Regions from separate parts of the Homo sapiens genome. Here region 1 is linked to region 2. A link is a loop called in an ENCODE intact Hi-C map of the cell type or tissue named here. Cell type or tissue: heart right ventricle. All regions are shown on one strand. Each heading gives the region's core, and the rest is flanking DNA. Links, peaks and the distances in the headings are about the cores only. Region 1 overlaps CAMK2D (calcium/calmodulin dependent protein kinase II delta). Region 2 overlaps CAMK2D (calcium/calmodulin dependent protein kinase II delta).

Evidence for each region. A loop is a pair of places that touch in the nucleus more often than their neighbours do. Peaks named below come from ENCODE experiments on the same cell type or tissue, not always from the same donor. Only the 100,000 strongest peaks of a DNase experiment are listed, where the experiment ranks them.
Region 1: it touches region 2 in a loop (2.4-fold over the local background); 1 of 110 quality-filtered maps calls a loop at or near these places.

Annotation. Positions count from the first base shown.
Region 1 is chr4:113,610,143-113,621,021 of GRCh38, forward strand. All of the region lies in intron 3 of CAMK2D (calcium/calmodulin dependent protein kinase II delta), which reads right to left. Among named protein-coding and RNA genes, the nearest start is that of CAMK2D, 150 kb to the right of the region's middle. In heart right ventricle, for the core only: no CTCF peak of the experiment used is centred there; no DNase peak of the experiment used is centred there; H3K27ac peaks cover 5,000 bases.
Region 2 is chr4:113,739,423-113,750,301 of GRCh38, forward strand. All of the region lies in intron 2 of CAMK2D (calcium/calmodulin dependent protein kinase II delta), which reads right to left. Among named protein-coding and RNA genes, the nearest start is that of CAMK2D, 17 kb to the right of the region's middle. In heart right ventricle, for the core only: no CTCF peak of the experiment used is centred there; no DNase peak of the experiment used is centred there; H3K27ac peaks cover 2,189 bases.

The DNA of each region.
Region 1 (10,879 bases), core at 2,772-7,771, 130 kb before region 2:
TTTTGTCCCCCAGGTACCAAGCCTAGTACCCAATAGTTATTCTTTCTGCTCCTCTCCCTTTTCCCACCTTCCAACCTCTGGTAGCCCCAGTGAATTCTTCCTGTGTATCCAAATCACTTGAAGTGGTGGCTTGATCTTCACTGGGAGCAAAAGAAGGCAGGGAAAGCAACAAAGTTTTAGGACACAACTGCTTTTACAAAAGTCACCACAAAATAATAATGATTTTCTACTACAACCTGTTATGTTTCCCATGCACTGATGACCACCACATGGAAAATGTGAATTTATAAGAACATTCAGGTTATCACACAAACTAAAATTATTTATACAAGGAGACTGTAGTACTCATTCAATGCCCAGGCTCATAGACTTAACATAATCTCTGTGCTTTATCATCTAATTCCATCCCCTTTGGATCTCATTCCTGGCCTCCTATTAAAATATTTTCTGAATCCCTCTCTAGATAGATTATAGTTTGTAAAATATGAATTTTCTATTGTTATTAACATGAGGAGGAGGCCTATACTGTAGGTGACTGGGAATGCAGCCAACAGTTCAGTCTCAGACCCTCTACTTAGCTCTTGAGTGCATGAAATGTAAGCACACTGCAGTCCCCGCTGCCCTGCCACGCTTATCTTACTTGTCACAGTGCCACCCTTGAGGTCATTCATGCAGCATATTTTATCTTTATTTACTACCTTTAATACCTTTCCCTTCTTCAGTATATAGTCTCGTCACCAATACTGCCCAACAGGAACCATATTTTATAAGTCTTGCATCCCACACAGAGATCTGGCACATAGTAGATGGTCTTTCATCAAATTGTTTTTGAGCATTTACTATAGAAGGTTTTGGGATGGAAATTTTCACCAAAGATAGCTATATATATGTTATATATACACATAACACACACACACACACACACACACACACACAATGTATATAAATAAAATAAGAAGATGGCTACATAAGCAATTCTTCCATCACTTTAATGGTGTGAAAGGTATTCTTCACGTTGCCAATATCAGAGATGCCTGCTAGCCTTGCTTAAACTTATGCTGCTGAAGAATATAAAGAGTTTGGTTTGATGGTGCATCTTCTAATGATCATTTAGTACAATAAAGAAAGCTGGGCCATGGATGATAGCTCACTGGCTTCTTGAATGACACAGTTTCAGAGATATCTCACTTAGCAGCTATAATACAGTATGTATTCAAATGAACTTAAATAATGGCATGGCTTCTTAAAGAACTCATAACAATTATTCTGGAAAATAAGATGGGTTCCCATGTTATCAAAGTTAAACTGAAAAGTAAAGTCTACAATCTGACCAGGAGGAAATCACCATTACTTTCTTCCACTGTCTGAAGGTAAAAGCCTTAGGTGCAGGTGGGATCTCAGGTGTCCAGATCGAAGAGGTATACAGCTGAACAGAGGAGAATATTTCAGGTACAACTGGAGAAGTAGCAATAATTTCTGTCTATCCTGGGAATAACATTTTCTTAAAATTATTTCCATTCACTTATTAATACTAATTAATACTAAATATCATCATTCAGAAATCAATTATTTTTTGAACAAGTCAGGAGTTACTGTTCAGATGGAAACATGATAATCAAACACATGATACAAAAGCACTTAACCAGCTAACATGTGATAAGGGTTTGAGACAAATCATTCAGCCAAGTTTACTTCTTTTGCATCACACAATTCCAAAATAATCTCTAATATGTCTAACCAGCCATTTGACCATGCGAGATTATGAATAAATGTGTTATTCATATCACATATTCAGCATCATATTTACTTGGGATTAATATATACATATTTCCTTCCTTCCTTTATTCCTTCCTTCCTATGTCCCACCCTACTTCCTTCCACTCTCTTATTTTAAATAATGAACTGAAAAAACAGAATTATAAGAAATTGTCATGATTTTTACTTACTATATTAACAAAAGTAGATACTATAGTCTTCACAGAGACATTCCACATGTTCACAATTACTGTGAGGATGGGTTTGTTTCCTTTAAAAATGTTTAACTCTTCAACTATTATTCTCAGAGTTGATGGTATGTCTAAACGGTCTGGAAGATAGTGTTTTAGTTGTAGACATCATCTATTTCTCTTCAAGCCTTTTCTGTTGGTCAAAAGTATCCTTCATTTCCTATTCTTTTTTTCCTTTTTAACAGTTTCTCAAGGATTGAAAATCATGTTTACTTTTACAAAATGTTACATTAATTATTCCCTATAAATAACTGTCAATTCATTTTCACACCAAAGGAATAACACAACATTCTGTTCATCACAGCTGTTAGCTCAAGACTGACGGCATGGCTGGCCTTGACAGCACTGCAGATGCTGCATTTTGAAGCATACTGCACCTCGTTCTTTCTATGACTGCTCTGTTATTGCCATAAGCTGCACATATGAGTGGACGCAATTAGCCTAATTACAGTTGTCCCTATGACGTTTTTAGAGAGAAATTTTAAAAAAGAGAATGAGAAAAACATTTGAGAAAACAGGTTATAATACATTTTGGCAGTCATTCTTTTTGAAGTTTGCTCAAAGGTAAAATTACGTGTATGAATAAATGAATTTTCACAACCTGAAACAGCACAACAGTTCTCATCAAATTTTAAATTCTGGAACTTTAAGTATGGAATTTATAAGGGGGATAAAAGTGCTTCTGAGGCTAAAAATAGTTCCAAAGGTTAGCTGACCCATGGCCTAATTCTTTTCCTTTCTCTCCTGCATGTATTATCACATTTGAATGATTGCAGGATCGCTGCTTTCTCTTCCTGTTCTGTGTTCTTGCATTATTCCATTGCAGTTTCTAGCTAAATATTAGCTCCATAAAGAAGGGGTCAAATAGACCATGGTCCTTGTATGATCTGAGAAATTTTAATTAAATATGATAGAAGTTTTCTATTTAATTCCTCATTTCACTTAAGGGGTTAAAAGATATAATAAAACTTATGTTCTTACTGTCAGGCACAATGCAAATAATTTTTGCAAGAGTTATATTATTTAATATATGCAAGCACCACAAGGACATTTTGCCATAAGCTTTTACAAATGAATGTTCACAGGCTTAGAGGTATGGAGGAAACTTCCAGGTTAACAGCAAGTAATTGGCCTGGCTAGGACCAAAATGTAGAGTTGGATGATTCCAAAGACCTTGTTCTTACTGAGAATACTACGTGGGCTCCCTGAAACCTTTCTGTGAACAAACTACTTGCCAAATACCTGGTGGGATATGAACTGGTTTGTCAGGGTAAAATAATATTCAAAAAAAATTCAAAAGAGAAGAAATAAAAAAATTATTATGGTGACTAGAGAAAGAAAAGTAGTAACAAGTACGTAACAGACAATTTCCACAGAAAAAGAAAACCATTTTGACTGTAGGTTTAAAATGTGATGCTATAATTTTGAGGGTACAGAGGTAGCTAGATGATGTCTAGGATACAAAGCCACATTTGTCTCTCTATACAGTTCCTAAAGCCCCAGAAAATTGTTATTTTTCCACTTCAAATTAAGAATATGAGAATTGCCAGTGACTCAGCTATTTTATCTGATAGAACATTTAATGTACCAAAAATGCTAGCAAGTTGAAGAATCTGAAAGCTTACCCAACATACAAAATATCATAAATTTAAATCATTTTCATTTCCAAAAATTAACTTTCACATCATGGACATTATGATAACATGGACAAAAAGGTGTGTATGTGTGTGTGTGCGAGAGAGAGCGAGCGAGAGAGAGAGAGAGGAAGTGGAAATGAATGGGCAAGGGAGAAGAGGGAAAAGAGTAGGAAAATTAAACTCCAAGTAGAAACTGTGTCAACAGTGATTAGGTACACCTTATCCATTTTGATGACACATGTTAGAAACACTTCTGTCAAAAGAAAAGGAATATATTATTTTATTGAGACTTAATATCTTTCCTAAAAGGCTGACAGGATACAAAGTCAATGTTTTCTATTTCAGTACTACTTCTTTCCTCCTCCATTTCTTAACAGTACCCCCCACACAAAATAAAACCAAGGTTGTTAATTATAATTTTATGAAATTATTTATATAAAATATTATTTGGTTCAAATTATACTGATTCTTACTCTGCCATACAACCCAAACTCACTATCTGTTCCTCTTCACTAAAATTTATTATGGAGAGGAGGCAGTCAATTACATTGGTGGACCCCAGTGGACTATGTCTATCATTATTCATGTCCTTGTGCAGTCCCCTCCCACATTACCTCTGGGCTTGGCTATGTGATTTGCTTTGAGTGAGTAGCATGTGTGATGCAAGCAAAACCTTAATATGTTTTCTACATTGGAGCTGTAATCTTGGAAACCACTTGCTGTGCTAAAAGAAAAGATCAGGTTCGATTGGAAGACAAGAGGCCACATGAAGAGAAACCTCTGAGGATAAGAGATAATTCTGACATTCTATTACTAGCAGAGGTCATAGCTGAACGAAACTGCATGAATGACCTCAGCTACAGTAGAGCACCCAACTGACTGAATCCAGTCAACTCATAGAATTATCACAAATAATAAACTGATGTTATTTTAAGCCATTAAATCTGGGATGGGGATTGTTACCTAACAATAGATAAATAAACAGAAAAGACTTAATCTGAAATGTGTGATTGACCACATTGTCCTCAAATACGTTTTTCAATATCATAAGCAAATTTAGCAGAAAAAAAGAATGAGTCTGACCTCAGAAAGTAAGAAAGAATTAGTAAAAATTCTAAAACTGAGCATGGTAGGGCAATGCTGCCAATATTATCATGATACTAATAGAGTAATTCATACAGAACAGATTGTATTATATCCTCATAATCATTGTTTGTCAGCTCTGAGTAATAGTCCTGGTTATTAATGAGGCAGAATTTGCATTTTTAGCTTTGCTGTGTTTCAAAGATTGAGGTAGTTGGATTTGGTTCACATACTGGGATGCAAAAATGGCAGCTTGTAAGTCAGATCCTTTTTATATTCCCATCAGTAGTTAATTATAATTCATAGCTAAAACAAGCACTAGCCAAGTTAGGCCATCTAACACGCCAAGTCTACCCCAAAAGAGGGAAGCCAACATTAAGTTCATTTGTAAATTAAAAATAATAAATATATACATATATGTATTAATTTTATATCTACATACACTTTTTTCAATATTACATTAAAAATGTAAAAACACACACACTAGTATTAGAACATTTTAACAGTCAAATTACACTCTCTGGAGAGAAATTTCAGCTCAACCATTATTCTCCTGGCTTTATTTATGACAAAGCTGCTCACTTCTAGAGAGAAAACTTTTCAAATAGAAAACACAAAAGCACTGAAAACTAAGTTCAAAATCAAACTAACACTTCTAGAAAAGTGAAGCCAAATCTCTCTATGTGGTTTTTTAAAAAGTATTTCCTATAACACAAGTAATACAGTTAATAAAATGACACCATTTGATTTTCATTTTCCCAGTATAAAATATATTAACTTGAGTACATTAGAAAAAATATATGCTGTTTTTTTGAAATAGAGATGTTCATTTTTAAAACACTGAATAGAAATATAGACAGGTATAGATACATATTAATTTTTATGTTGTTATTAAGGTCAAGAGTCCTACATAGCATTTATACTTTGTCTTTTTTTACTTGTTTTAACATGAAACTTTAACATTTGAGCATAAAAAATTGGGAGTTTGATTAGCTGGCTAAGGCAAACAAATGAAGTGGTCAGGCTTAGAAGCCACAATCTGTTCTAATTTTAGCTATTTGAACACATAAAGTTACATAAGGGATATGTATTTTTGAAAAACTATTTAGCAATATGCCCCATTTATAAATGCCAAATAAGTAATTATTCATCACTCAAAAGTTAAAATTAATTTCTATATCAGAAATTGAAAAATTATAGTAAAATTTCAGATATTCTTCCTGTAATGACAAAAAATCTACCTTGTAAACTTAATATCAACTAAAATTAAATTATATTTCAAAGCAATTGACTGCTTACACTTAATAGGAATGAAAATTAACTTTTTAAAATAATCAAATGTAATTATTATATGAAAACTTCATAGGGAATGCCATCCATATTACTTTAAAAACTATTCTAAAAGTACACAAAGAAAGTTACTGGATCCCAAGATAAGTCCTGAAGGTCAAAGCATATCAACTCTGGTGACTATGGTCTCCATCCTTATTCCCAAATCCTCACCCCACTCCTGATTCAAGATTAAAAGCCAAGTTTAGATTATCTTCAATATCTACAGGATCAGATTAGTATAATAGCATTCAGTACTGACTAGAAGAAATCATTATGCCTTTTATAAGCCAGCACTAATTAGAAGCCTAGATAATCCAACTGGGTTTCTGATGGGTCAAAATAGTTATTACCTGGGAGAATTTCAACCTGGGAAGAAATTAGAAAGTGGGAGATATGATCAGTAACTGTTGACTGTATGGGTATCAGCCACATCTATCACATGACACTACAAACAGCATGAAAGAACAATCAGTTCTTTTGCTTGAAAGAAAAACGTCATCAATGGCTAAATATAGAAGCTCAGAGAAGACTAAAACAATATAAAAGTAAATAGGTAATTCATGTAATACTCTGTCCTGCTCATTTTTAATAAAAACATAAATTTAAGGGTAAAGTAAATAATAGATTTAGTAATATCTGGAAACATTCTTTGTTTTCTTTGAAAAATAATTTGAGATTATCCTGTTGTATATTTTAATTGAATAATTCCATTCTGCTTATTTTGTTTTCTAAAAAGGTAATTTCATTTCTTGGAAAAGTTGATACTCATTTCAAGAGTATTGAAACAATAGTCATTTATATAGAAAAATCTTCCTTCCCTCTTTAAATTTTGCATTAATATCATTTGTTTTATGAATTTTGATTGGTGATTCCAACTTTCCTTTCTTCTTGCCTTATGTTTTTGTTATTCTATCTTCCACTATGTATTGCAAGTTAGTCAGTGATCTCTCATCAATATCCTTAGCCATTAGGAATATTAAAAAAGGGCTGGGTGCGGTGACTTACGCCTGTAATCCCAGTATTTTGGGAGGCTGAGGCAGGCAGATCACTTGAGGTCAGGAGTTTGAGACCAGCCTGGGCAACATGGTGAGACCCTGTCTCTATTACAAAAAATTAGCTGGGTGTGGTCACCCATGCCTGTAGTCCTAGCTACTCATGAGGCTGAGGCAGGAGAATCGCTTGAACCAGGGCAGCGGAGGTTGTGGTGAGCTGAGAAATCGCCACTGTACTCCAGACTGAGCAACAGAGTGATACCCTGTCTTAAAAAAAAAAAAAAATCAAAAAAGAAGAGAGACATCTGTCGTGGTCTATCTTACTGTACTCTCTGAACCTTATCAGAAATTTTGATGATTATGGGAGAAGTAAGGGAAGACAGACAATATATGGGAAAAGCAAAGGTATTCCTGAGAAGGCACATCCCTTGCTGATGAAGAGTTGTTACTTCTGTAAGGAAAAACAGAACAATTTTTTTTGTTCTTAATTTGAAATGGGGTCTTGCTATGTTGCTGAGGCTGGCCTCTTGAATGCCTGGTTCAAGCAATCCTCCTACCTCAGCCTCCAGAATAGCTGGGATTACACAAACACCACCATTCCTGGCTAGAAGAAACAATTTTTAAAGGAGATAAAAAATAACAAGAATAAAATCAAACATGGTGAAGTATATTTCACATTAAAGGTAACTATTGCTTTGTGAAACTTTTGCTTGGGTCATACACACACACTCACACAACACACAGACACACACACATATATATATATAAAATATACACTGGGCCATGATATAAAACATTTTTTATACTCTAGCTCACAGTAAGTAATACTTGATAAGCACTGGATTAGATGATCCTTTAAGAAGATCCTATAAGATCCTTTCTAAGTTTTTACATTTCTACATTCCTGGATGAATATGGCTAATAAATAGTATAGGAAATAAACAATACAGTAATTACCAATACAAAGCTGAATATGATTCTCTAAGTGTAAGAGTTTTCTCTCTTCAACACTCTCGAGTTAAAGTTTAAAACATACTTCATTTTATTTTGGAATTGTTTTTAATGAATAACTAGAGAGAAAACATAGAACATTTATCTTGCCAAACCAAAAATATGCTCTTCAAAAAATTAACCGAGCAGATGAGCTGCTTTTATAACACTAGCCCCTGGAGAATAGTAAATGGAAAATCTTATTAGATCATCTTCTCTTTGTAACTTACTACCATATTATCTTAACACTTGCAACTGTATTTTCCCTAGAGACTCATTAGCCCAAATGCTCTCATCTTTCAATTCCTTTTTTGAAAATTCATTTATTGCATTTTTCCAAAGTTGATATGTCCTATAAGCAGGAAATCTGTGAGTTTAAAATCCTAATACATGTTAAGAAATGCAATATAACTGGCTTGTAGACATATTGTACTATAATATTATATTATCCAATAACATTTGCCTCTATATATCTATTTTTATGATGAAAGCACTTAAAATATCAGTTTATTTCTCCTGGATAATACATGCAAAAGAAGTACATGAAAAATACATTCTGTAATCTTAGGCTCACAATCTGGGAAAAACATGGGAGTTATTTATGAACTTGCTCATGAATTAGATGCCATGGGAATAATGAAGAATACTAGTAAATATAGCTGCAGGCACCAGTCTGCATCTATCAGGCACCTAATATATTTTTATCTAAGCCTTCGAGAGAACAGTTAGTTCAGCCTAGGTCAATGATGTTTCTAAAGTAAAGAATAATTATCTATTTATCATGAAATCAAGGAAGTTATAATGAATGTCAGACATCTCAAACGTGTGGTGCATTTGCTTGTTTCACTTATCTCATAGACATCTCAAACCAAACAAGCTCAAAGAACTCGTGATCGTCCCCCTAAAACCTGCTTCATCCATGGTCTTCCATCTTTCCAGTTGCTCATAAAAACCCCAAGGTAATTCTTGACCCTTTCTGTGAAAGCAAAATCTAATCTGAAAGCAAATCCTTCTAAATATAATAGGGTGAGATGGAATATACATACATATATAGAAAATCTGACCACTTTTCATCTCCTCTACTGTTACAAGCCTGATCTATGGCAAGTCCAGTAGCCTCCTATCTCATTTCTGTGTTTCTACCCTGCCCTCTCACTGTCTTTACCACAGCAGCCAGAACAATCCTGTTAAAACTTAAATCTGATTATTGTCCTTAGGTTCAGAATCCTCCAATGGCTCTCCACTTACTGTCTCTGAGTAAGAGCCCAAATTCCATTCATGGCCTAAAAGGTCCCTCGCTCCACCCTCATTATCCCCCTAACCTCTCCTACTACTCATCCCTGGCCCATTGCACTCCAACTTCATTGGCATCCTTGCTGCTTCTGGAGAACTCCAGGCAAGCTCCTGTCTCAGAGCCTTTGCACTTGATGTTTCCTCTGCCTGGAATTATTTCCCCGATATTCACATGGCTCATGGCCTCATCTGTTTTAAGTCCCTAAGCAGCTTTTCAGAGTATTCATTTTTGTAAATACAGATTTTTTTTTGGAACATAGCCACATCAATTTGTTTACGTATTATCCATGTTGGTATAAAGCTAGGATTTCATTGTTTAATAATTGCAACTAAGACATGTCCAGAAAACTGAAAATACAAACCCCTTTACAGAAAAAGTCTGTTGACCGCTGGAGTAGAGGGTAAGATTGCTGAAAGAGAGAATATAGGTGCTGAGAGGCCGGAGTTTGGCATGCATAATCTATGTGGCTAAGTAAAGCCATGAAGAATGATGGCAGAAGTGGAAAGGAGAGAACGTAGTAAGTCAGTTACTATATAATACAACAAATGATGGGAATCACCAAGAGAATGATAGAAAACTGCTGCACTAAGAATGTAGGATGTTATAATCTAAAAATGTGTTTCTCAAAGATAGGGTTGGGTAAGGATGGAGGTAGGGGATATTGAAGGAGGAGGTGTTAACTATGGTCTTATAAAAGCAGTGAAGAGCGAGAAAACATCTGTCCATCCCTTGGTTCTGTGGTGTGTAGAGGCCCAAGAAAACAGCCAACACCTCCAGGTGCTGCAGATAAAGCAGCTCACTCGAGAGTCAGACTGCAGTCAGCACAACAATAAATGAACAGAGATTATTAGAGAACAGGGGGCAGTTTGCAAATATTATGATACTAGACTTATTATTGTACAATTAAAGGGAAAAAGAAAACTAATGAAAAGTGTGAAAAGTTGGCAACTTTCTCACAGTCTAGGCATTAACCAAACAGTTATTCAAATTGCTTAAGATTCAAACTTGGTAAACTTTCTTATTTTTTTACAAGAGTTTTTTTTTTTTTTTGAGACAGAGTCTCACTCTGTCACCAGGCTGGAGTGCCCTGGCATGATCTTGACTCACTGCAACCTCCGCCTCCCAGGTTCAAGCAATTCTCCTGCCTCAGCCTCCTGAGTAGCTGGGACTACAGGCGTGCACCTACATGCCCAGCTAATTTTTGTATTTTTAGTAGAGACAGGATTTCACCATGTTAGCCAGGATAGTCTCGATCTCTTGACCTTGTGATCTGCCTGCCCTGGCCTCCCAAAGTGCTGGGATTACAGGCGTAAGCCACCACACACTTCTATGAGCGATATTTTTAAGTAAATTATATTTTTAAGAACCAAATTTAAGAAATATAATTTTTGGTATTTTATTACTATTATATTTCCAAAGGTTCTAAATCTTATTAAAGTGTGATTGTGATTTTACATATTTTTTATTTTTTGGAGACAGAGTCTTGCTCTGTTACCCAGGCTGGAGTGCAGTGGTGTGGTCAAGGCTCACTGCAGACTCCAACTC
Region 2 (10,879 bases), core at 3,182-8,181:
TGCAAAAACAGGCACTTGCCAACAAAAAAGGAACAGGAAGGGGTGGATCCAATATAAGACTTATAAAACTTTCCACTCAATTAAAAGAAAAATAGCCATCTACATCAATAGTCTAAAAAAAGTCTATGATACAAATAAAGCTCCCAAGCCAAATTCTTTCTAGTAATAATTGACATGAGTAAAGAGATCATTCAATAATAGGTTGATGTTTCTTTGACATGAAATAGATGTTTCTTTCAACTCCAGGCATAGCTAATTTAAAATCATGGTTAAATAAAAACTTTCCTACATGATATAATACTTCTCATTTACAAAGTGAAAATGGTCATAATTTACTTTCTTATTCTGAAACTCAACTTCCATGTCCTGTTTTTTTCAACTTTTATTTTAGATTCAGGGGGTACATGTTCAAGTTTGTTACAAAGATATACTGTGTGATGCTGAGGTTTGGGGTATAATTGAACCCATCACCCAGGTACTAAGCATAGTACCCAATAAGCAGTTTTTTAGCCCTTGACCCCTTCCATCCTCTTCACTCCATTTCTTTTTCACACTTCAAAATATCTAAACTATTCCAAGTGTCTTGGCTATTAATTATATGCACATGTGTTATAATGCAAATTAATCTGTTTAGTAATAATTGAATCCTATACTATAGAGTACTATCTCATAAAATGTTTCCTTTGTATTTCTTGAATGTGTGTATGTACAGCATTTCCTCCATTCCTAGGTATATACCCAAGAAAAATAAAAACTTACGTCTACACAAAAAACTTGGATATAAATGTTCATAGCAGCATTACTCAGAATGGACAAAAGGTAGAAACAATCCAAAAGTCCTTCAGCTGATGAACTGATAAACAAAATGTGGTATACCCATATAATGAAATATTATTTAACAATAAAACATGCTATACTATGGATGCACCTTGAAAGTATTATGCTAAATGAAAGAAGCCAATCAGAAAAAAAAATTGTATGATTCCACTGACATGAAATGTTCAGAATAAAACCTATAGAGACAGAAAATAGATGAGTGGTTGCCTGGGTTTGAGGGAGAGGAGGAGAGGTAAGAATGATGAATCATTGCTAATAGGTAAGGTGTAATAAATCTCACATTTAAGTCAAGACCTGGACTCTTGATTTCCCATTCCAATCTTAGTATACTCTACTTTTCCCCTTCTCAGTTACAGTGCCACCATTAGATAGTTGGTTTGACTAGTAGTCATCTACTATGAGATGACTACTAGATCTAATGTAGATCAATAGTCATGCTTCCTCACTTTCCCTCACACCTCACAACCTTTCCATCAGCAAGTCCTAAATTTCCTCCTCCAAAATCCATCCTTCTCACTATTTCTAATGTCACCTTCACATCTCCCCTAGACTGCAAGAGTCTCCTAACTATAGTAGTCTCCTCTTAATTCAGTTTTGCTTTCTGAGGTTTCAGCTACCTGCAGTCAACCACCATCCAAAACTGTTAAGTGGAAAAATTCTGAAATAAACAATTAATAAATTTTAAATTGGGTGCCATTCTGAGAAGCATGATAAAATCTTGTAACACCTAACTCTGTCCAGCCCAGGATGTGAATCATCCCTTTGTCCAGTGGATCCACATTGTTTATGCTACCTGCCTGTCAGCCATCTTAGTTATCACAGACTGCTGCAGTACCACAGTGCTGTATTCAAGCAACCATTATTTTACTTAGTAATGGCCCCAAAGTGCAAGAGTAGTGATACTGGCAATTGGAATATGCCAAGGAGAAGCCGTTCAGCAAAGGAAACTGTGCTTCCTTTAAGTGCAAAGGTGAAAGTTCTCCCCTTAATAAGGAAATAAAAAATGTATATGCTAAGATCTATGGTAAGAATAAATCTTCTATCCATGAAATTGTGAAGAAGGAGAAAGAAATTCATGCAGTTTTGCTGTCGCACTTCAAACTGCAAAAGTTACATGCACAGAATAACTTTTATTATAGTATATTATTATAATTGTTCTATTTTATTAGTACTTGCTCATCTCTTACTGTGACTAATTTATAAATTAAACTTTATCATATTTATGTATGTATAGGAAAAATACAGTATATATAGTTTTGTGCAATCTGTAGTTTCAGACACCAACTGGGGGTCTTGGAACGTATCCCCCAGAGACAAGGGGAGACTACTATAGTCTTGCTTTCACTCACACTTCCTTACAATGTATTCTCCACATGGCAGCCAGAGAGATATTTTTTAAAACAAAATCCTATCACATTACTTCCCTGCTTCACATCCTTAAACGGCTTATCAATGCATTTAAAATAAGATCCAAATTCCTTAACTTGGCTAAAAGACTCTACACAATCCATCCCCTGCCTACCTCCCAACATCATCATGTACTTCTCTCCTTGCTAATTACACTCCAGCCACATTGACTTTCTTTCTACTCCTGTGCAAGCTCACTGTCACCTTGGTCCTTTGGCCTGGAATGTTCTTTCTTCGTATTTTCTCACGGTTTGCTTCTTTTCATCGTTAATGCCTCAGCTCAAATGCTTCTTCCTCAGCTCTATCTAAAGTAACTCCAATGAGGTCATTATCTAATTTATAGCCCTGCTATATTTTCTTCATAGCACTGCATGGTACTTATCTATCCAAATGCCTTTTCCCATGTCTCTCATCTTAACTCTCTTCACCAACCTACCCCCTGAATCAAGAACTGTGCCTACACACAGCAGTTGCTCAATAAATATTTGTTAAATAGATGAGTAAATGAATGAACAAATAATGATGACTGATATAATGAGGGCAATATAAGACATGAGAGACCTTGGGAACCAGAGAAACAAAGTCCAAGAGTTACAAAAGTTTCAGCATAAAAAATATCAAACTTTTCCTTATTAGATAAAAGCTAATAACTGGGGAAGGTACAAAGAAGATGTCTTCCAGAACTTTGAAGTCTGAACTCAAGAAACTGTTTTCTTTGTGAAAAATAGGGTGGTAGAGAAGGGAAAAATCATGAATAATTAGATTTTAAACATCAATAATAATAGCAATGGGAGAAGAAATGGGCAAAAGAATAATAAAGTGGAAAAAACATGGTATGTAAAAAGAAAAAACAACATCAAACACATTCTAATCACACCTACCTCAATAACAATTCTTGAGTTCATTTTTTTTTTTTCCTCAAGGAGCAAAGTAAACCTTTGTAGTAAACTTAGAAAAGCAAATTTTAAAAAGAGACAGACTTTTTAAAAAAGGTATTAGGAATACCAATGCTTTTGGGAAAACTTACCAAACCAAAAGCCCCAATCGTCACAGTCACTAAACCAGAGACATATAGATAGGAATGTAAGCAAGGCACAAGAAATAGAATATTCATGATGATGAGCCATATTCAACTTTGGTAATATGACATCCAGGATGAACCAATTTATGTTTTCATAGCATGTACTACCTATTTCTGATCTATGATAATTTTTATCTATAAATAGTACTTTCCTACTGATAAAAACTATGTACAACCCTGAGCCATCAAAAGCTGCCTGTAGAGTCCTTAGTTTATGCAGAAAAATGGAATGAAATTGAATCGTAATAAGGGAAACTTAGATTGTAAATTACAGATTTCCCAGGTTTCACTTTCAAGTAGAAAAAGAAATATGTTACTGAACATTCCAAAATGACATCATTCTGGCCGTTATTCCTAGAGAATAAAATTTTCTTTTCAATTTTTTGTTTTCTAACTGCCTCCCTCACCTCATCTCTCTGCTAGATGCAACTTGGAAGGAACATAACAGAATGACAATATCAAGGATTTTGCTATTAGCTAGTTTGGGTTTAAATTCTAGTTGCTCTATTATTACTAGCCATGTGAATTAAGAAAAATTAATGTAAACAAAAGATACCTCTTCTCCTTAAATCTTTTAAAAATGCCAGATTCTCTGCAGTCTCACTTTGCTGAGCCACAGGTTCTGGGAGCCATTTTTGGACACTTTGGTGCTAGATTCAAGGCCTGTACCTGCTAATGATTCAGGTTGTTACTACTACTGCACAATGCTTTTGGTTGTCTCCTTTCTACAGTCTCCAAAGACCATCCAACTTCTCAACCCCACTTCTATTTCTCTTCTTCTCAGCAGAACTATAACTGCCCTCTTCTCCACCTCAAAACCTTTCGGTATGTGCTGTTTTCTCACTCTTGGTGCCCGCTGAGGAAAAAGAATTCATTTTCCCCAAGCTTATCTCTTATTCTCACTCATGCCCACAACCTCCTCATCTGTGCCCAATAAATACTACCCTCTTTCTTTGCATTATCAGTCCTTCTCTTCCTTAGTCTTTTTCCTCTTCTTTCAAATAAGCTTTGGTTTTATTTATCCCCAAAGTTAATTCCCTTGACCTGAGGAATCCCTGAAATTACTCCCAATTCTCTTTTTCTCTTTTATCTTCCCTACTTTTTTTTTTTGAGATAAGAGTCTCACTGTGTCGCCCAGGCTGGAGTGCAGTGGTGCAATCCTGGCTTACTGCAAGCTCTGCCTTCCAGGTTCATGCCATTCTCCTGCCTTAGGCTCCTGAGTAGCTGGGACTACAGGGGCCCGCCACCACACCCGGCTAAATTTTTGTATTTTTAGTAGAGAAGGGGTTTTCACAGTGTTAGCCAGATGGTCTGGATCTCCTGACCTCGCGATCCGCCCACCTAGGCCTCCCAAAGTGCTGGGATTACAGGCGTGAGCCACCACACCCAGCCCCCTATTTTGTTAAACAAGCAAGCTTTTTCATGTTATCGCCATTTGTTCCTTAATCCCAAGAAAGTCATTAATTCTTTATCCTTCAGCAAACATTAAATACCTATTTTATTTTATGCAATGTGCTAGGTTCTGAGCATACGAAAACAAGTAACAGTCTAATGACCCAATCCTCGTGACCTTGTCCTAAACACTATTGAAATTCTGCCATATGGGAAATCAAGGCCTTTTCTTGGTCTTCATTTCTCTCTACTTCTCTACAATTCTGAACATTACTAGCCACCCCTCCTTTGCAAAAATTCCCTCCCTCAGAATTCAAATCACTGCATTATCCTAATTTCCTTCATACCTTTCTGCCATATCCTTCCATTTATCCTAAACTAGCCCTCTTTTCATCCATTAAAATGCAGTATTTCCCTACACCACTATCCTAGGCCCTCTTTTCTTTCCTTTCTATACTCTCCATTGTTATCTTATCCACTAGCATAGCTTCTACTATCTTCTCCGTGCAAATGAATCACAAAATTGATTATCATAGCCGCAAAATTGATTATCACAGTTTTATAGATAAGAAAACCAAGGCTTGAGAAGGTCACAAGAACTTGGAAGTGGCAGAGCCACTTCTTGAATCTTGGCAATCTGATTTCACAGCCAATGCTGGTAACCTACACAGTACATTGCATGTTCTCCAGAGGCACTTTTCAAGGACCACACCCAATTTTCAAAGGTCTTTTTGATAAGTCAGTGTGAATATATTGTGTATACCTCAAATACATATCAATTAATCATCTTCCCTCATCAAAATCAGTTCTTGATTCTCACTTCTCAACTAGTTACACGAAAACTAATTCTCCCCATGACTCAGCTTTGAAACTTCAGCCCTCCTGCCACATCTGTTATTATCTTAAGGTTTCAGAATCTCAGTGTCTCTCATAATCCAGGCCAATCCATCGTATTCATTCACTGCTACCAAGTAACATCATAGAGGCTCTCTTTAATGTGTCTCTGGTATACTTAAGAGCAAATTTGCAATTTGGTAAACTACCTTTACGTGTTTTTAACCTTTTCTTTCCTGATTTCCCAGATTGTCTATCCTTTGCCCAAATAAACATTTTTGGTTCTTCCCTAAACATTGATACTTTCCTGCATTCCTGTGTCTTTGTCCTTCTTTCTTCCTTCTATGCACTGCCACTTCTGCTTCCTCAATGTTACCTTTCTTGCTTCTGCCATTAAATGTCATCACTAGGCTACACTGAATTCTCATAATACTTTCTTCTGATACTGAAGATACATATATATCTTCCCCATAATTATCTATGTATGTCTCCTATTCATCAAACCAGTTTGTAAGTTTTTTGTGGGAACTGGTCATATGTTATTATCTTCATGTCCCCCACAGCTTACTTTCGACAGGCATAATACAAATAGTTTTTCTCTTCTAATATCTTTTAGATAAAATGTTAACCTCGCTTTCTTTCCTCATTAATAGTAGATATAGGCTGTCACATTCCTCAATATTAATGTTAAGCTCCCAAAGGTATTTGCAGAAAATAAGTGATGTAGCGTTTATTTTCTTGGAGATAAAGCAGGATATAAAATGTTTTAAAGATAGAACATTTTTATAGGAATAGGATTTCTGACCCAGAAAGCTGGCCAAATTCCAATCCAGGTAATTCACTCCTGTTCCCCTAATCCTTCTGGGATTTCAGCTGGATAACGCTGTCTCCTCCATTCTCTGGCCCAGGAAGGAATATGATGTACCCTACAAAACAGCTGCAACATGCCACACGGGGATGGCAGGCCTTACAGCACTGGGCACAGGAGTCTCTAAATGTTCCTTACCCACACTCCAGAAGTACTACAGAACTCAATTAGGAAATGTCTGAAGGTCTTTGAATGAAAGATGCTAAATAAGCATTAGTGTTAGTTACAATAATTTTCCAAAGACTCATTTCTCATGCCCTTTGCCTCTTTTATCCCCTAAGCTTGTTATAGAAGGGCTGAATAAATTATTTGCATTCAGGGTGAAGGAGAAATTATCTGCTCAAAGCTAAGTGCTGTTTTTAAAATTGACCTTGTGTGTGTTCACTGTATATTTCTAATATGGTATTTCTAAGTTTAGATTTATTTGGTTTGGATTATTTCAAAACATATACCTTAAAACCTTCTATCTGTTTTAAAGTTTGTAGAAGGTCAACAAATATTAACTCAATTTCTATAAATCATTATTATTTTAAAAGTTATCTCAATGATCCTTTAGCCACCCCTGTTCATGCCTCAGAGCCTCTTTATTATTTTATCTTATTGGGAGATTATGGACATTATGATTATCAGCACTAAATGGAGGATACAGTGTTGCAGGTAACCCAATAATTGGTTCTCTGTCAATATAAGACAGTATATATTTTTTTCTTTCAAAAGGACTTTTTAAAAGTTAACAATTAAATCTTGTTTTCCCTTTTCCTGATCACACAGATGCATTGGGTGAAGGGGGCAAAGTCAACCCAAGGAAATTTTTCCCAAAAATAACTTCAAAAGTTACAGAAAAGTAGGTCTCAATCCTATCTATAGGAGGTAAATAGTCCTCGTTGACAGGTTTTATTTTTCTTCTCTAATTCTATTAGAATGAAAAATGGCCTGAAATCAGGAGATCTACATTTAAGGAACAGGAGTGACTCTGATACTAAAATTCTACTTGAGGTCTGGAATTAGGATTTTTCCCAACCTGCTTACTAATGATTATACCAACCCTGAGTCACTATTTTTGAAGTCAATAGGCTTTCTGCTCTACTCCCAAAGTTCCTACATCAACCAAAAAAAAAAAAAATCTACCATTAATAATATATATATATATATACATTGAGTAAAACAATGATCCTTTTTACCCCCTTTAAACTACAAGGCAAGCAGTCCTCAAAACTAATAAAAATAGCAAAATCTTACATATTAATTTTTTTTACTGTTGCTAAAATTCTTCTAACAGGGAAAAAATTGCATGGCTGGGCCTTGCTAGGGAGGCTAAATATTTAAATCGAAGTTGTCTTCTAAGTGAATGGAAGATTGTTTCATTATATAAATCATGGGCATAAAGAAGTGACTATTTCCCTACTACCAGCTTATGCCAAATTATAAACTATATCACAGAATTAATCTAACAGAATTTTGAACTTTTTTTTTTTTTTAAATTCAATAGGAAAAGCGTATGCAAATCTTACTGCTAAAAGTTCTAGGTCCTCAAATGTGTATTCATTAATCATAAGATGATATCATTTGGGAATCATTTTATTCCTTTATGTTTTCAATAAATACCTGTGGTGGGTGCCAAACACTACTCTTGACAATAGGCATTCAAGCAGTTAATAATGTCAGTACCATTTTTAGATATCTTAGTTTTGGATTTGAGCAGAAACTTATGAACTTTTTTAAACAGTCATTAATCCATATTGCAACTATAGGAACTACCTTTTAAAGTACTAGCCGATTTTTAAAAACAAATTCTAATTATCCTCCCGTCCTTTATTTTCTACTTAGTCACTCTTAATTTTTTGTATTGCCCCAAGGCTCACTAAAACAAAATATGAGGTAGGTAAGAGGTTAATTATTCCTCTCTTATCACCTGTTCATTTCAAGTAACTCAGTGTTGTAAAATTCTACAATCTGCCTTATTTAAGAACCTCCAACAGCTCTTGCCATACTTAATGATTCGTTGGAAGAAAAAACTCCCATTCTTTTCACCCGTTTTTGCATGTTTCATGAAACTCTATACCTGATAAGTCTATCACCAAGAGTTAGAAAGTGCTTTTCTCAAGTTCAGTCTTTATTGGTACGTTCCAATATTCTGGCTTCTCGTGAGTATTTTTTCAACATATACTTTGAACTTGTTTTTTTTCCTACCTATCTCTCAGTTCAAAAACTGATTCTTTTGGAAATCCAGTTCAAACATCAGCTCCTCTAGGAAGTTTTCCCTGACCTCTCATCAACCCAACAGTTATCTCCTACACCTCAGAACCCAGTAAACACTCCCATTGTTAGATTTATCAACCTGAATGGTAATTTTACTTGACTTTACATCTGTTCACCTTGAAAGGAGGGACTTTTGTCCTTTGTACCTTCATTTATCCAGCACCTAGCAGAAGGACCAGAACATGGTGAATAAGCATTTTTTGTTAAATTGAAGTTAAAATTTAGAATCACGCTCCTTAAAATTCAATTTCTCGCTCGCATACTTTGTCATTGGTGGAAACACACAAAATTTACAGGAAGTAATTAGGCAAGAATAATTTTGATGATATTTAATCCTCTAACCCATTAATTCTCCTCTATGAATATTTCCTAAGAAACTAATCAGAACTATAAAAAAAGTTATACAAAAGAATGTCTATAATAGTGCCAGTCATCATAGCAAAAAGCAAAAATTAAAAAAAATACTAGGAATACCAAAATAATTAATCAGTTTTCTAGTCACTTAGTGAAGTATAATTCACTTATTAAGAATTCAAAAGATTTGCAGTACATAGGGAAGTTTTATAATTTTAAGTAAAAAAGCAGGACATAAAATTGTAATATTTTAGTCCAGTATTCTGAAGAAAAAGAAAGTGACAAAATGTTAACAGTGCTTGTTTGGGGGAAATGAACTACAAATATGTCTTTCCCTCATTCTATTTTTCCATATTTCCCCAAATTCTGTAATTAGAATATATATATTTTATGATATGATTATTTTAAAATGTATTTATACAAAACTGTAATAAAGATTTATTTCAGAGGTATGTCTGAAGTTTGTAATTCTATACCTAACAAATATTAATGTTTAGTATTAAAGCATATAAAATTCACTTTATCAAAGTAATAAAATATTCATCATGGATACAATTTCTACAAAACTGCCAAAATGTACACCTGAACTAACTCCCCAAATCACTATTGCCACTATGATTAAAGGCTTTAAGTCATCATTTAAAAATATGATAGGAATACTTTTATGAAAAGAATATTTTCTCATATATAATAGCTATAAATAGAATGTAATATATAATATTAAATATATTAGAATAGGTATTAGAAATATGTCTCTAATTTAGTATATGTATTAGCACTGTAAAGCTATAGAATTTGGAACCCCGCCCCCCCCACCCAGTGTCTTGCAACATATCACACAAGAAATTTCCTTGAGGAGAGAACACAAGTAAGTGCTTTTCAACATGCATTCTGTTTAAAGAGCCTTCCAATACAGAAACAAGTACACTCTCCCTCACCAAATTTCTCAACTGACAGACACAGCAGTTGAAACAGCTGGCCTCTAACTGCCTTTACTAAAAAAAATCAAATATCCTCTAAGCTAATAACATCCATGATATGTATATCTAAAACTCTATAAAGTGTCACCATACTGCTTAAAAATAAGCTTTGTCAAAAAATAAATGAAAAAGTAATCAGATACCTCTGTAGAATGGATCAAAATTTTTTTAAACTCAAACATGTTAAAATAATTTAATCATGACATGAGTCTGGAATTATTAAAGTGGTGCTGATGGACACACAGACCATGAAAATGTTAGCCCTCATTAATGAGCCACTTTATAATACATGGTTTAAAAAAAGAGCAGCAATAAGAATTTGCAAGTAGTTGCTCAAAAAGAAAATACTGAATTATACAAAACTCTTTCCAATAAAGCAGAATTTGTCATGACAAAACTTATGAAATAATTTGTGAATTACAAATTAATTTATAGAGTTATTGTATGCTATTTGACATGAAGTCTTAGTCAATTTTCAATTTACTTTGCCAGTCATAAGTTTCTCTTTGAAGCATGTCTATTTCAAGATACAGAATCTTATTTGGTCATGCAATTATTTGTCCACTTATCCAACAAACATTTACAAGTATCTGCAATATTAATTACTGTGCCAGGCGCAGACTGAAAGATAAACTAAGAAATGTCACCAAATGCCTGAAGGCCACAACATGTATGACTGCAATACAAAGGGAGAAATCTGGCAAGCTCCATAAGATATGAAATATCTATTGAAAGGACAAAGAAGGAGACAACAATCTCTCTGGCTAGAGAAAGTAAGGAGAGGTGGGGGAAGAAGTTAGAGACCATGGAGGAGGCAGGACCTGCACTGGATCTTAAAGGAGAGAGTACTGCAACAGTACCAGGTGT